2 separate regions of the Homo sapiens genome follow, and region 1 is linked to region 2. A link is a contact called in ENCODE Hi-C or POLR2A ChIA-PET data. All regions are on one chromosome and are shown on one strand. Each heading gives the region's core, a stretch centred on a gene start or an enhancer-like site at or near the end of the contact. The rest is flanking DNA. Distances are from core to core; before and after follow the strand shown.

Region 1 (3,049 bases), core at 481-2,980, 48 kb before region 2:
GTCTGTTAGTGATATACATAAAAGGAAAGTACTCACATTTTTAGCCTGGAATATAAGGCCCTTCATAGTTCCTCTTCCACCTTATGTCCTACATCATCACTTTTTTTTCTGGAGACAGGGCCTTGTTCTGGTACACAGGCTGGAGTGCAGTGGTATGATCACAACTTACTGCAGCTTTGAACTCCTGGGCTCAATCTTCCCACCCCAGCCTCCTGAGTAGCTGAGACTACAAGCCTGCATAACCAGCCCAGCTAATTTTAAAATTTTTTGTAGAGATGAGGTCTTGCAATGTTGTCCAGGCTGGTCTCGAATTCCTGGCCTCAAGTGATCCTCCTACCTCAACTCCCAAAGTGCTGGGATTACAGACATGAGCTACCACACCCAGTTCACATCATCCCTTTTAAACACTGTAAACACATCTGCCAAATGTCTTCATTCTCTGCACAAACATTCTCTAACCTTTATTTCATGTTGTTCCTTCATTCTGTAATGTTTTATTTCCCGATCTCCACTTTTCTCTATCCTGCCACAATACATGTCCCCCCAGAGGCCTTGTGTTCTTACAGCCTGAAATGATCCCACTATCAGCTGACTTAGCATAATTTTTAAAAATCATTTTCTCATGACTGATCACATTCTTCCATGTGTCATAGTGACTCCTGAGGGTAAGAAGTGTTTTAATACTTCTATCCCTCCCAAACCATGCTTAAATTGGTGCCTGGCAACTTGTAGGGCTCAGTGATGGAGTATCGAAGGAAGGACCATATCCTGGGGATCAGAAACAGACATCAATTATGCAGTCAAATATGTTCTCTCGTCACTTCAAGCATTTATGTTCATATATTTCTACTCCACTAATAGAGGTCTTCCCTGAGCACCACACCTAATGAAGCCTTGTCATTCCTGGGCCATTTGCTTTGTTTTATTTTTGTACACAACACTATAACATTGTAATGTATCCTCAGAGTTATTTGTTAATTTCTGTCTCCTGCTAGAATGTAGGCTTCATGAGCACAAGTTCACCTTTTTAATGCCGGTAAGCCTTATAAGTATTTGTTGAACGAATGAATGGATACATGAAATAATCACAGGATCTACTGCGTTAAAGCGTTATGGATATTATTATTCTACTTTTCTAAACGTATGTAAACAGGCTTCTGGTAATTGTCATTTTGGATGTTTAGATGTTACATTTTTAGAGAAGCTTTAAGTAATAGACATTTAATCAGTGCCTGCCTAAGTAACTATGAGGTGAGTTGTTTCTATAAATGTTAGTCAGGTCTTAGAAATACTCTAGTTTAATTTGGTGAATTTAACTTTTTCTTTCATATCTTAATTTTCTTCTTTGGACACCCAGAGAGATTATATTGGGAAATAATGACTTCCTTTTAGCCTAGGACTTTGCTCTCCAAACAGACTTGGGACTTAAATGAAGGGTTAAGCAAGATGAGAAGGTGCATGCCTTTTCTTCCCTTTTTCCCTGTCCTCTCAGGCTCCCTTGACACCTGTGACAACCCCGCCTCCGCAAGCCTCATCTTCCCAAAGCCTGTCACCTTACCTCTTCCCATTTGCCCAAGTGCAGTGTCAGTGTTAAGTAAGCCATAGTTCACAGCTTTTATTAATACACAGTGTAACATTTGTAAGGAAATGCAACATGCTTTCGCTATGCTTTCACAGTAGGATGAGGCTGTCCTTGAGGTTTGAGGTTTATTTGCCTAACACCTGGCATGCAGGAACTTCAGTAAATATTTGTTGGAGAAATGAATGATCCATTCACAGACTCATTAGGCCCTGATTGTGTCTGTGGGTTACAATAGAACACTCTTCTTATCAGTCCTTATCTGACTTGATTTGCTCTGTGACACTTAACTTCCTCTCTTTTCTCTACCCCTGACCCATGACACTCCTTAATTTTCTTCTTTCCTCTTGAATGTGTCTTCTTAATCTTCTTTGCTTCTCTTCCACCTTCTCTGTAAGTGATGATGCTCCCCGCCCTTCCCATTAGGTTCTGTATTGACCTTCGATATTCCCCTTGGATGATCTCATTCGTGTCCATGACTTCAACCACCACCACCCAGACATGGATGACTTCCAAATAGATATCTTTAGCCCTGATATTTCTATGTCCCACACCCTGTAGATTTCTTTCCATCTCTGGGAGTAAGTCCTATATTGCTATTAACTATCTCTACTAGTAAACACTAAAATGCCACTTCTTTTTTTTTTTAAAGACAGTCTTGCTGTACTGCCTAGGCTGGAGTGCAGTGGTTTGATCTCAGCTCACTGCAACCTCCACATCCTGGGTTCAAGTGATCTTCCTGCCTCAGCCTCCCAAGTAGCTGGGATTACAGCCACACACGACCACACTCAGCTAATTTTTTTTTGTATTTTTTGAATTTTTGTATTTTTGGGGGTTTCACCATGTTGGCCAGGCTGGTCTTGAACTCCTGACCTCAAGTGATCTGTCTACCTCGGCCTCCCAAAGTGCTGGGTTTACAGGCATGAGCCAACGCACCTAGCCTCTAAAAGGCCACTTCTTCTTGACTCCCCATCAAACTAACACTGACCACCCACAAATCATCCCTTACCCTCTCTTTTGCCTCTCTCCCCATATTAAATCAGCTGCCAAGACCTCTCTGTTCTATCTCTTCTGTTGAATTTATTTCAATAAATATATGGAATAATTACTGTATTTTGGGTTACCATCTTTCAGAGCCATCCATCTCTCTGCTTCTACCACCTTAAGCATCTTCTCTTGAGGAAAACTGCAGTTACCTGGCCACTGTCTCTATCAGGTTACTCATACCCCTCCCATCTGCCCTTCACATTGCCACTGCCAAGCGGGCTTTCTACAAATTTAATCTCAGCACGCTCCTCCTCCCTTACTTAAAACCCTTCATGGCTTCCTGTATTTTCAGGATAAAGTTCAAACTAGCCCCATTCGAGCATAAAAGTCATTCAAGATACAAGCTTATCTTAATTCTCCACCCTCATTTCTGACTCCTGTAGCCCAGGAGTCCAGGTCCTTCAACCTGCACCCCACCCCACT
Region 2 (3,125 bases), core at 31-2,530:
AAAATAACAGCACAGGAGTCATCAAAATCACACTTAGGAACTTCTGAGGGAGAGTGGTTTAGAAGCTAATGACCAAAAATATTTCTATTTCCTACTAACACACTACTCTCATGTGGCAATATTATAAATGTACGAAACAAGTTGGAACACTAGCTTTGAAACTGTGATTTCTGAGTATAATTTAGATGTAAGAGATTCACATGCCTTCAAATTTAACATATAAAGTACATCCTCCTTAATATTGTATATAGTGGTATTTCCAAATGTCATGATTCAGATGCACATAAAATGCAACCACATCCCTATTTTGGGATGAAAGAAGTGATGCTTGGGTGATTAAGAAATTTACCTATGGGCACATACCTGGTTCCAGAATCAGGATTAATTGGTCTGACTTAAAATGCCATGCTGCTTACATAACTGAGACAGGTCAAAAAGTTAAAGAGGACTAAATCCAGAAAGACTTCATTAGTGGCTTCGATTAGATAGGAATATGATTTTATGAGCATCTGAGGGAGGGAAACACTTTGCTGTAGAGTTTCTCAAACTGTGACCTGTGGGTCATTTGCATCAAGACATCTGGAATGTTTGTTAAAAATCTCCATTTCTGGTTTCTTCCCCAAAGCTATAAAATTAGAGCCAGTAATCTCAGCACTCTTGGGATTACTTTGGGAGGCCAAGGTGGGTGGATCGCAACATGGCGAAACCCCATCTCTACAAAAAGTACAAAATATTTAGCTGGGCATGGTGGAGCATGCCTGTAGTCCCAGCTACTCAGGAGGCTGAGGTGGGAGAATTCACTTGAAACTGGAAGGTTGAGGCTGCAGTGAGCCAAGATCACACCACTGCACTCCAGACAAAGTGAGGTCCTGTTTCCAAAAAAAGTAGAGCCTCTGGTGGTGAAGTTTGGAAATCTGCATTTTTAACAATCTCCATGTTTTACTGTAATTAAAGTTTCAATATAGTATTAGGAGGCTTATATGCCCCTTTAGATACCACCCAATGCCCCCTCACCAGAGTCCAGGGACTCTTACAGTAACTGTCCCCATTGAACAACTAAAGGCTTTTGGGACGTGTTCAGTAGATGAGAAGTTCAATACATGCTGTGTTTCTCCAGACAGGTATCACACTGTGATTCTGGTCAACTATGGCACACTTACTCTTTACTCATGCATTTCTTAATTGTGCCTCTGACCTTTCACCAGCTATTTTTTCCAGCACTGTGGACTATTAACTGGATGCTTGCACCTGAGATAGCAGTGTTCTGGTAACCTCTCACTTGAGGAAGTTGTTATCTCAGTTGGCTTCCTGTTTGGCCTCATGCCATCCATGCAGAGCCATGAGAGGCAAAGCAGCCCAGAAGCAGCCTCTCATCCCTCTCCTGTGACTTCCTAGGAGAAGAATATTCCAGTGGTTATGATTTCCCCTCCCCACATCCCTCCAACGCATGCACATACATTGCCTAACCTCTTGCTTTCATATCAGTTTGCATTTTCTTTCTTTGATGTCCCATCTTAAACTCAACATGGTCTGAAAGGAGTTTTATAAAAATGTTCTTAGCCAGCCCTGCCAACACTCTACCACAACTTAATCAATACACAAATAAGTGAATAATTAAATCAATTTCTTTCCTTCTCATTGTCTAGTGTCATTATCCACCCTGTTGCTCAGGCCAATAGCCTTAGTCTTCTTTTCTTCCTTGCTATTAATATATCACAGCATACGCCGGGCACGGTGGCTCACACCTGTAATCCCAGCACTTTGGGAAGCCAAGATGGGCAGAACATGAGGTCAAGAGTTCGAGACCAGCGTGACCAACATGGTGAAACCCCATCTCTACTAAACACACAAAAATTAGCCAGGTGTGGTGGCACGCACCTGTAGCCCCAGCTACTCAGGAGGCTGAGGCAGGAAAATTGCTTGAACTCGGGAGGTGGAGGTTGCAGTGAGCCGAGATCACGCCACTGTACTCCAGTCTGGGCGACAGAGCAAGACTCCATCTCAAAAAAAAAAAAAAAAAAAAAAAATATATATATATATATATATATATATCTGTGTGTGTGTGTGTGTGTGTGTGTGTGTGTAAGTGTATATAATGTATACACATATATGATATATATGTGTATACATTATAGTGTATATTGTTATATATCATATATGATATATGCGATATATCATATATGATATATGTGATATATCATGTATGTCATATATCATATATCATATATGCGATATATATCATATATCATATATGCGGTATATATCATATATCATATATGTGATATATATCAAATTTATATATGTTATATGTTATATATCATATATAAGTTATATATGTTATATATCACATATAAGCTATATGTTATATATATCATATATGTTATATATATCATATAAGTTATATGTTATATATATCATATAAGTTATATGTTATATATATCATATATATCACATATATGTTATATATATCATATATATCATTATCACATATATGTTATATATATCATATATATCATATATATGTTATATATCATATATAGCATATATATGTTATATATCATATATAGCATGTGTTATATACCATATATGGCATATGTTATATACCATATATGGCATATGTTATATATCGTATATGGCATATGTTATATCATATATATCATATATAACATGTTATATATATCTCTATATATATTATCTCTCTCTCTATGTGTATATATATATTATCTATATATATCACAGCATCCATCACAGCATCTCAGGGAGTCTAAGCAGCTATACTGCCAAAATAGATCCTATGTTTGTCTGCTTCTCTTATGCCCATTGTTACCACATACTAACCACCACCATCATCATCTTTGGAAATGCGGGACACAATATATTTTTAAGTGCCTGACTACTTTTATAATAATATGAATATTTTAACATTTATATTAATGTAGTAATTACTACAGTCCTTTCACCACACAGCAGCCTGTATTATTAAAAATACAAATCATGTCATTACCTGCTTAAAACCTACCAATGCTTGTACAGTGCAGTTAGAATAAAATGAATTGTATAATTATTACTATCTCTGTGTCAGGATCCTCAAAGGCCCTATAAGCTGTAGTCCATGCCCACCTGTT

What was found. Hi-C counts contacts between places; a loop is a spot of excess contacts on that map. ChIA-PET counts read pairs that join two places held with the same protein, here RNA polymerase II (POLR2A). Pooled maps may share reads with other maps.
Region 1: a loop to region 2 is called in a map of mammary epithelial cell, with 2.0 times the contacts of the local background. The contact joins two enhancer-like sites. A Hi-C loop is called at or near these places in 1 of 168 maps with a recorded cell type or tissue (mammary epithelial cell) and 6 of 50 pooled maps. POLR2A ChIA-PET finds 5 or more read pairs at or near these places in 10 of 52 experiments (A673, BJ, MCF 10A and 5 more).

The regions. Positions count from the first base shown.
Region 1 is chr4:110,132,017-110,135,065 of GRCh38, reverse strand. The region is part of intron 1 of ELOVL6 (ELOVL fatty acid elongase 6); the gene reads left to right. Among named protein-coding and RNA genes, the nearest start is that of ELOVL6, 65 kb to the left of the region's middle. Within about 2 kb of position 1,730, at least 3 of the 41 ENCODE cell types and tissues checked have a DNase peak (open chromatin) inside an H3K27ac peak, as active enhancers do.
Region 2 is chr4:110,083,491-110,086,615 of GRCh38, reverse strand. All of the region lies in intron 2 of ELOVL6 (ELOVL fatty acid elongase 6), which reads left to right. Among named protein-coding and RNA genes, the nearest start is that of ELOVL6, 110 kb to the left of the region's middle. Within about 2 kb of position 1,280, at least 4 of the 41 ENCODE cell types and tissues checked have a DNase peak (open chromatin) inside an H3K27ac peak, as active enhancers do.